Linked DNA regions of Homo sapiens: all the other regions are linked to region 1. A link is a contact called in ENCODE Hi-C data. All regions are on one chromosome and are shown on one strand. The core of a region is the stretch at or near the end of the contact, and the rest is flanking DNA. Distances in the headings are between cores, read along the strand shown. Region 1 holds the start of CD38 (CD38 molecule). Region 2 holds the start of CLNK (cytokine dependent hematopoietic cell linker). Region 3 holds the start of LINC02498 (long intergenic non-protein coding RNA 2498).

Region 1 (3,207 bases), core at 219-2,718:
GGTTGCTTTCTAACATTACCATTTCATTTTGGATTTCACTTCATACTTTACAATACAGCCTGGAGGAACGCCTCAACTTCTAGTTTCTCTCTCCATTAAGTATCTAATTATGTGTAAATAGAACAACTAACGGGACGCTGGGAAGCCCAGGAGGCAAACATTTTGCAACCGGAACTGTTGAGTGTGCTCGGAGAGGCGAGGGAGGTCTATTTGCTCGTTTCCTCGGATTGCTTAAATGCGGGATTTTGCTATCCCAAAGCACAGAGTGTAAAGTAGCAGCTCCCCCTGCCTGCCTTCCCGGCTTCTTCTGTTTTACAAGCAACGATAATTTCCCGGTGAAAGCGAGGCCTGGGAATCAAATCCAAAAAGTGGTTGTTCCCTTTAGGAGAGGTTAGTAGCTGGAAAGGAGCATGAGAAAACTGGAAGGTCCCATAGACTAATGTGTTTTTTTTCCAAGGTTTGTACAGATTCACCGAGTTGCTGCGCCTTATCATCTAAGTAATGTCTCGGTTTTAGAAGTTGACATTGTTTTGTTAATTACTTCTCTGGTCACATGCATTTCAGGCCGCGCAAAAAGAATCGGAGTGCTGCTTTATATAAATGAATAAAACTAAGTTCCGTGGTTTGGCCCTTCTACACCCTCCTCCCCTACCACAGGCTTTGCAAACCACTTAAGTGTCCTCTGTAACCGTCCGGGGGCACTTTCGGGTCAGAGACAGCGGGCGGAAACCGCAGAAAAAGTTGAAAATGTCAGCGACACCCTGCATCTGCGAGTTCTATTCCGTCCCTGAAGCGGTGAAGCGGGCTGAGCGCGCCGAGGGTGGGCTGCAGCCCGGCGAGGGGCTGGGCTCAGGGCACCTTGCCCAGAAGGCGGGCATCGGTGCCAAGTGTTCACCGGCTACGCAGCAGAGCCACCGAGCAGCGCCCCCCCCCGCCTCCCGCGGGCACGCTCGGTGCCAAGGCCAGCTGCTCCTGAAAGCGGCCCGCGGAGCCCCGAGCCCGGGACTCCCTACTCAGCACCACCCGGCGGGCTCTCGGCTGACCCGCCACGGAAGATGCCCGGTTCCGGGCGATCCGGGCGGCTTCCCTGCGCGCGGGGCCCTGCTGTCCCCGCAGTGCCCACCGGTGCGCCTTAGTCGCCAACCCACCTCATCTCAGGATGAATTTCAGTGTACTTGACGCATCGCGCCAGGACGGTCTCGGGAAAGCGCTTGGTGGTGCCCGGACCGCTCCACTGCTGGCGCCACCTCGGGACGACCACCGCGAGCACCACGACGAGGATCAGGACCAGGATACTGACGCCAAGACAGAGTTGGGCTCTCCTAGAGAGCCGGCAGCAGGGTTTGTCCCCGGACACCGGGCTGAACTCGCAGTTGGCCATAGGGCTCCAGGCGGGGTTGGCTGGGCGAAGATGAGGCCGGCAGGAGGCTAGGCAGCAAGAGAGAGGCTGGCTGGGTTCTGAAACTGCACCTCCCCTTCTGTTTCACTTGCCTTTTCTCTGTTTCCCTTCCCACCCCCAACCCCTTGCCTCAGAGTTCCGTGGCTGGTTACACCAATAAGAGTTTAAAAGACCAACAACTATAGGCTCCTGTGCAGTGACCCACCCACTCCACCTCCAGGGAGAAACAGCCACCTTAATCCTCTGCAGGTGTCCTAAGGGGGCAGACAGTACATCCTTATACTCCCTCCGCTAACTCCCTTCATCAACCGGGCACTTTACACCTGAGCCACATTTGCTTCCTGGAAAGCATGAGGGTGGGCTGCCTGCTTCTATACGTGTGTGCACACAATGCCCTCTGCCTGGAAAAGGATGTCCTACCTCTCTTTCTTAACTCTGACAAATGCCTGGTCAACCACCTTTAAAGACTCAACTTAAGTCTGACTCCTTCTCTCAAGAGGCATCAGTGGCTAAGCTCTGGGTTCAAATTTAGTTCTTGCTGGATGACATGGGGCAAGTTACTTAACCTCTCTGTACTTCAGATGTAAAGCCGGGATAGTAGCAGTACCTACTTCATGGGATTGTTACGAGGATTAAGTGAGTTAATATCTACAACGTGTTTAGCACAATACCTGGCACATGGTAATCACCCAGTAAATGTAAGTTGTTACTACCAGCTCTAGGAGCTGCTCAGAGATGCAATTTTATAGTCCATGGAATGTGTTTGAAGCAGGGTCTGGCACACAGTAATAATACTGCACTCTATGCGGGAGTTTAATAAATAATAAAGTGGCTTTTCTTGCCTCTTCTTTATTAAGAGAACATCTGTGACATTCAAGCAGAGACCTAAGTAATGTGAGCGATCAAGTCACCCAACTCCCTTGGGGCAAACATTTCCCAAGCAGAGGAAATGGCAGGTGCAAAGACTCTGAGGCAGAAAAGCTCTTGGCCTGTTCCAGAGCAGCAAGGAGGCCAATTGTAGTTAGGCTAGAGGGTTGAGGGAAACAGAACAGAAGTTCGGAAAGTAGCAGGAGACCAGATCACCCATAGCTCTGTAAGACAGGATGACTTTTTGGACTGTGTGTTTTATTTATTTTTTATCTTTTTTATTTTGTTTTAAGTTCTGGGATACATGTACAGGACGTGCAGAGTTGTTACATAGGTAAATGTGTGCCATGGTGGTTTGCTGCACCTATCAATCCATTGCTTAGGTATTAAGCCCCTCATGTTTTAGCTATTCTTTCTGATGCTCTCCCTCCCTCCACTCTCCCCAACAGGCCCCAGTGTGTGTTGTTCCCCTCCCTGTGTTCATTGTTCAGCTCCCACTTATAAGTGAGAACATGCAGTGCTTGGTTTTCTGTTCCTGTGTTAGTTTGCTGAGGATAATGGCTTCCAGCTCCATCCATGTCCCTGCAAAGGACATGATCTCGTTCCTTTTTGTGGCTGCACAGTATTCCCTGGTGTATATGTACCACATTGTCTTTATCCAGTCTGTCATTGATGGGCATTTGGGTTGATTCCATGTCATTGCTATTGTGAATAGTGCTACAATGAACATATGCATGCATGTATCTTTATAACAGAATGATTTATATTCCTTTGGGTATATACCCAGTAATGAGATTGCTGGGTCAAATGGTATTTCTGGTTCTAGATCTTTGAGGAATCCCCATACTGTCTTCCACAATGGTTGAACTAATTTACACTCCCATCAACAGTGTAAGTGTTCCTATTTCTCCACAACCTCACCAGCATCTGTTGTTTATTGA
Region 2 (3,207 bases), core at 366-2,865, 5.1 Mb after region 1:
GGTCGAATACGTCCCAGCTAAAATTCATTTGTTAAAGTCCTAACCCCCCACTACCTTGGAATGCCTTCTGACATGGAGACTGGGTCTTTAAAGAGGTAATCAAGTTAAAATTGGGTAATTAGGGTGAGCCATCATTCACTGTGACTCCTCTCCTGATAAGAAGGGGAAATTTGGACAAAGACACAGGGAGAATGCCATGTAAACACAAAAACAAGGATACAAAGACACCCACAAGCCGGGGATAAAGGCCTGGAACAGATCTTCTCCTCATGGCTCTCAGGAGGATCCAACCTTGCCGACTCCTTGATCTCAGACTTCCAGAGGCCAGACTGTGAGACAATACAATTTGACCTTCTGTTTTGTTAGCCACTCAGGGCTCAGTCCTTTGTTATGAAAACCCCAGAAAATTAATATGGGTCCAGACCAAAAGAAGTGAGCAAGTGACACACACAATTATGAACTAAATAAAGTGGTTACTGCTTTAAGCCCCTAATGCAGCAAAAGCTAATTAATAAAGTGGTTAAACTACTCGAGTCTCCCTAGTCTTCAGTTTTCACAATTACAAAATGGGATTTTACATATGTTCCTTACATGGTTATTAGTAAGATTAAGGAGGATAATGCTTGCAAGTTGCTTAGCAATGTAACTGACTCACAATTAGCATTCAAAGAGTGCTTATTTTCATGTTTTCCTTGGGGTGTCTGTTAAGTCAAAACCAGAGTTATTTACCCAAGAAAATATAAACTTCTACCTTTGAATTTATTGTAAATAATGTTGGAGTTTGTTATGGAATTCAACATCAATTTATATAAAACTAGAATGTCAAGTCTCCAGAAGAGGAAACAGGCACTCGGCAAGATCAGCTTAAATGGACCAAGATTAAGGCCGAAAGAAAATGTATTAAGCAACTGATATGTGCCCAAACATTACTGCATGCCTTTATTTACAATATTTTGTTTATTTATTGAAATACTTCTAAAATATAAATATTATCCTTCCATCACAATTGAGGAAATATCATTTCCTCAATGAAGGAAATATAATCCTCAATTATCCCTCATTTTTTAAAAAAGTTTCTAAAATACAAATATTATTATCACTCAAACTACTTGAGAAATAAACTTCAAAGTGCCCAAGATCCTATAGCTAATAATTAATACAGCAAGAATAAGAGGCAGGCATTTCTCCTTTAGTTCCCAGGTTCTTTCCTTAACACCTGGTCCATGTGTCTGGGATGGTCTCAGGAAGCCATTGCAAAATTAAGCCAAAAGATGATAGTTAATGTCCACTATTCATATAAAGTGAGACTCGCAAAACCCACCTTCCATGCTTGAGTGTTGCCCAGCAGTTCCTTTTATTGTGTTCTGGTAACTATGAAGTGCCACATAAGGACACCGTGTGTCTTTAAAAACACCCTTTGCATTGGAAGATTTCAGCCTCTGAAAGCTTCACGTATTGCACTCCAGCCTAAGAAGAGGAAGTCCTGCCAGCCCTCAGGTCAGACCTCTCAGGTCTGTGGCTGCATTTCACAGGAAACCAAGTCTAAAACGGACCTATCAGGAGGTTTTCTGCTGAAGGGCACTGCTTAGCATCGAGAAGAATTCAACCCACCGCCTTACTAATTTCCAGTGCCCCAAGGTCTCTGCACTGCCGCCCCTCCTCACAGGAGACGGACACCTCAGCCTAGATCCCTTGGTGCTCTCCACGCTGTTCAGGTAAACTCATTAGGCCAGTTCTTCTGAGTGAGGATCTCATGGTCATCTCCTTGTCATAAATGATCATCAGGAAAGACCTGAGCAGCAAGTAAAAATGTGTTTCTAAAGTGGAAGTCTGGGCCTTATATATAGCATCAAAGGAGCAAGAAGAAAGCCCTTAACTCAATTGTTAAAGATCCTTTCATTCTTTTGGGAGAAAGAATCAGGATACCTACCCACAGAAAATTAAAAGACTAAATGTTTTCAATCTTCTTTTCCTGGAGCTTGGACTCCCCGACTGTTTGCAACTGAAATCTAAAGACCAGGCCCCATGGCTGGCTTTCCTGGCTGACCTTCATTAAGTAAGCCCTCTAGAAAGAAAGCCTCCATTCAAAGTAGGTCATTCAAAGTATAAGTTAACTCCTGGAGCCCTGTGGAAATATATTTTTAACATTTTCTAAAGTAATACGATTTTCTTTCTGCTTTGGTGTAGAGGAGACTTAGACTTTGGAATCACGCAGACATCCTTCCACTCACAAGAGTAAGGAGCTCAAAAGTGAGGTTAAAGTTGGGGTTAAATTCTTACTCTTGAAAAGTGCCGGGAGTCATCTCTACCAGGCTTTTATTGGATAAAGCAAACAAACTGGAATGAGACAGAAAAGAAAATAACTATCATCAAAATATGGATACTTTGATTTTAAAAGGTGTCGATATGCCTGAACTTTTTATCAATACTGTTTTTATTACTTTACACCAGTGTTACTCATTTGGCTTCTCTGTTATGAGTATTACTTGTCTATTACCTACATGGCTATTTCTCTGGCTGTCTCTGTCTATACTGTGGCGCAGCTCCTCAATAGTGTTGTTCTTTGGATTTCCAGGGGCCTCCCAAACCACCAGGAATAATCATTTCAAATATCAAGAAGACGATGGTAGAGCTGGTTAATTGAAGGCCTACCAGAGAAATGACAGCGCTTCAGAAATCCTCTAAGAAGCTTAAGATACAGTATGCCCTAGAGAAGTAGGAATGGCAACTGGCATTTACTTACCTTCAGCTCCTGCTGACCTAGAGAGCTGGCTATTACTTTCCCTGGTTTACAGGTGAAGAACTTGAGTTCTCTAAGTAATATGTGCAAGGTTGTTCAGTCACTAATGTCAGTAACAGAATTCAGAAGGAAACTGATTTTCCTGGCTGACTGATTGGAATGGTGAACAGTGTTAGTTTGCAGTTTCACAGAGCTCATCCCTAAACTCACTCCTGGGTGGTCTCTGACACCAACCATCTAAATGGTAGTATTTCTTTGTTATTCCCAACAAGCCCTCTCAGATGACTGTATAGGCAAGACCATTTGAAAGCCAGTGCTTATAATCTTCTGTACCATCTGGCCAGCTCTGGCCTGAACACCAGGGGATTCTGTTTCTCGATCACTTTGCCATGAGTCAGGTGCTGTCTTAGAAAGACTGTAGGATTTGACGCCTGATCAAAATGGTGAGGATCCTGACTCTGCCACTT
Region 3 (3,207 bases), core at 376-2,875, 5.0 Mb after region 1:
TGGGGATTACAATTCGACCTGAGATTTGTGTGGGAACACAAAACCACACCGTATCAGTGTGTGTAGGACCAAGTTAAATTTTTGCTTCATCTCACTATGGGCTTGCTTCTCAACAAGAGACATAAATGTAATGTAACTGGAACTCCACCCAGAGCACCTACAATCCAAACATAAACATGCAGTGTGGTTTAATTCACATTCCCGGAAATAGGAGAATGCTGATGTCATGCAAAACATTCAAACATCAACACAGACTTGAGTATATTGTCAGGTTATATGATAAACACAAACCCGGGAGGTTGTTTGGCAATATGTGGAAAACAAATTACTGTTAACAGAGCCAACTGGTGGAAAAAGGCAAAAATAAACAAACAAACAAACAAAAAATAGATACCAGGAAACAAAGCAGGAAAGTCAGCCCAGCACTAGTATTGTATTATGTATTCCTTATTACTGCTTGGAGAATTTGTGTTTTCATGTAATATATTGCTATCCCAGGTGAAAACAACTGAGAATGTCAGTTGTTATCCAAGTAGGATTAAGAATCTGGTTTCTACACTGAAGTGTCGATCTAGCACGTTTTTCTCTTTGGATTCGGTCTTCTAAACACAGCCTATTAAAAGATGATTTAATTGGCATTTTGTTAGAAGGTTAATGAAAACTTACCAAAAATAGCTTGTGAAGGAAGTAGATAGGAACACAAAGGAAAAATACATTCTAATAGCACAAATTATTTTCTTTCGTTCAGGCTTCTTTTCGGAGGCAGTTTTAAAAATACTGGGTCAATAACTTAGCCTTTGGCAGTCTTGCCTCTCCAGTGGCCTCCATTATTGCTTGAGGGTTCTCTCTAACTCCTGCTCCATTCTTCTGCTTACATATTGTTGGCTAAAAGGCTTTTTTATTCACCCAACAAATCCTATTGATGGTGCGTTGCATATTTATCCTTGCCACACACAACTGCGGTTTGATTCTTTTCTGTTTGCCACTTTCCCAAGAAATTACATTTTCATGTGCATCCTTTGAGAACTGTTTATAAATCCTACTTCTGAGAGGTTTTGCTACAGTTGACTTTTATTCTTTTCCCAAACACAAAGCTCCTCATTGTCTATCCTGTGCAGAGAAACAAAGGTAAAATATACATGTAGTGCTCACCTCCAAAGAATTCATTGTCTGGTGGGAAAATGAGATAAATAGAAAATTATAATAAAATCAGATATGTGAAATGTTAATGATACAGAGTCAAAGATAAAGAAAAAGTAACACAGGCTGAGAGAAGGGCGAGGGGGAGTTCTCAATTCACAATTCACACTACCCAAAACACAGATGGTTTTATGTCATGAAAAGGAATCAATCCTGTGAGTTAACTCAACTTACCTAATGAACTCCCCATTCAACTCCCCATTTGAATACTATCTTTGCATTGTAATTGTATACTTACTTTTATCTTGAAGCCACCAAGAAGCCATTAAAAATTTAAAATAAGAGTCTACTTATTTTGACTTCCACCTCTTTCTCTAGCTGGATTTCTCTTCCTGCTCTACCTTGGATTCTTCTATTCACATGAGCCTTGCTCCTTCACTAAACCGCAAACCCGCACTTCTCTCTCTGAAGCAAGTGGAGCAAGTAAGGAGGCTACCAAAGTCTGACTCACAGAGAACAAGAGGTCAGCACACATCATAATCACCATCATTGTCACCGTAGCAACCATCACGTTGGTTGAGCATTTAGTAAAGATGTGTAGTGGGTGGTATGTGCATTTCACCAATATCCTTAAGAAAGCTTTATGTCACCTCTATTAAGTTGGAATTATTCTCTTTGTTTTGTAGATGATGAATTAGGTGCTCAGAGAGTTCCTGACACTTGCCAAGGTCGTTCGGCTGGGCAATACCTGAACCATTTGGACATAGGCTGGGGACGTGGGCCAGATGCTGTATTAATCAAAACTGGAGCTCACAAGATTTGCCTGATAGTGAACCTAGGACTGTCATTTTGGAACTGCTTAAATCCCACTTTTCTGTTTCAATTCCAAAAGCCCTGGCTATGAGAATGAGGGAGAGGCCAAGAGCACAGAGCAGGCAAAGCTGGCAAGACAACCGCAGGTTCTCCCCCTGCCACTGGAGGGGCTCTTCTGCCCTTGCTGCTCACCAGTCTCTACTCTCATCTTGTTGAATCGGCTGCTCAGTCTCCTGTGGCACAGCCATATGTATTCAAACTCATGTAGGCACAAAGGGCCTGGTGGGGATTGAAACTCAGGTCTCTGAAGTGGCATAATGTGTGCCCCTTTGCTCTGCTAAGGTTACAGGTAATGTATTAGCTGCAAGTTCTGAGTGTCAATTCAGCTTTTTTCTGGCTACCCAACCTTCTGCCAGGTGCTGGACAATTGCTCTCATGATGGTCCAGTACTGCTCTAAGCCTGAGTCTCCTTCCTGTCCCCTGTGCTCCAAGATTGATAACTAGATTGCTGCCCCAACCCTTGGATTCAAGCCTCTTTTAATAACCCATTACTCCCATGATCCCCAATCTTTCAAAGACTGAGCCCCCAACTTTCCTTCTTGGCTATCCTTCTATCCTCAAATAGAAGCTTCCGCAAAAGCCAAACATGTAGCTTGAGCCCAGCTCCTTGATGAAAGAGCTGAGGCTGCTAACTTGCCACCCACTAATTTCTAAGCCTGTCCTCCCTCATGTTCTTGTTATTCTGTCTTTCCTGTCTGCCAAGCCTTATTTTATAATCTCACATTTCACCCTGATGCTAATAAATAGGACAAAGACCAGGAACCCCATAACTGGCAGAATAAGATCTCAACTGTTTAACATAGAGAAGGTGTGCTCATGATGACATAGACCCCAGCAACCTCTTCAGCCTCACTCTTCCCGTCACAGGCTATGCCGACCTGAAATGACCCTGGCCCACAAAACAGCTTGAATTTTCATGGATGCACCATGCTGTTCATACCACTGCCCATTTTTATTTATTGAGATTTTTTTAAAGCATTATCGAGGCCTAATTTGTATACAATAAACTGCCCATATTTAATGTATACAATGTGATGATTTTGGACATACCTGTGAAGCCATCACCACAATATTAAGGCAATGGCTGGGTGCGGTGGCTCACACCTGTAATCCCAGCACTTTGGGAGGCTGAGGCAGGCAGATCACTTGAAGTCAGGAGTTTGAGACCAGCCTGGCCAACATGGTGAAACCCCA

What was found. A loop is a pair of places that touch in the nucleus more often than their neighbours do. Pooled maps may share reads with other maps.
Region 2: a loop to region 1 is called in a pooled map, with 9 times the contacts of the local background. The contact joins the promoter of CLNK here to the promoter of CD38 in region 1. A Hi-C loop is called at or near these places in 2 of 37 single-sample maps with no recorded cell type and 4 of 50 pooled maps.
Region 3: a loop to region 1 is called in a map with no recorded cell type, with 5 times the contacts of the local background. The contact joins the promoter of LINC02498 here to the promoter of CD38 in region 1. A Hi-C loop is called at or near these places in 2 of 37 single-sample maps with no recorded cell type and 3 of 50 pooled maps.

Annotation. Positions count from the first base shown.
Region 1 is chr4:15,776,589-15,779,795 of GRCh38, reverse strand. CD38 (CD38 molecule) reads right to left here and starts at 1,468. Exons shown (of 8, transcript NM_001775.4): 1 at 1,149-1,468. The coding sequence starts at 1,381. RefSeq lists silencers at 710-759, 950-999 and enhancers at 1,130-1,629, 1,041-1,683.
Region 2 is chr4:10,683,176-10,686,382 of GRCh38, reverse strand. It overlaps CLNK (cytokine dependent hematopoietic cell linker), which reads left to right and starts at 1,615. Exons shown (of 19, transcript NM_052964.4): 1 at 1,615-1,715.
Region 3 is chr4:10,736,009-10,739,215 of GRCh38, reverse strand. It overlaps LINC02498 (long intergenic non-protein coding RNA 2498), which reads right to left and starts at 1,625. Exons shown (of 4, transcript XR_925377.3): 1 at 1,439-1,625; 2 at 667-1,110.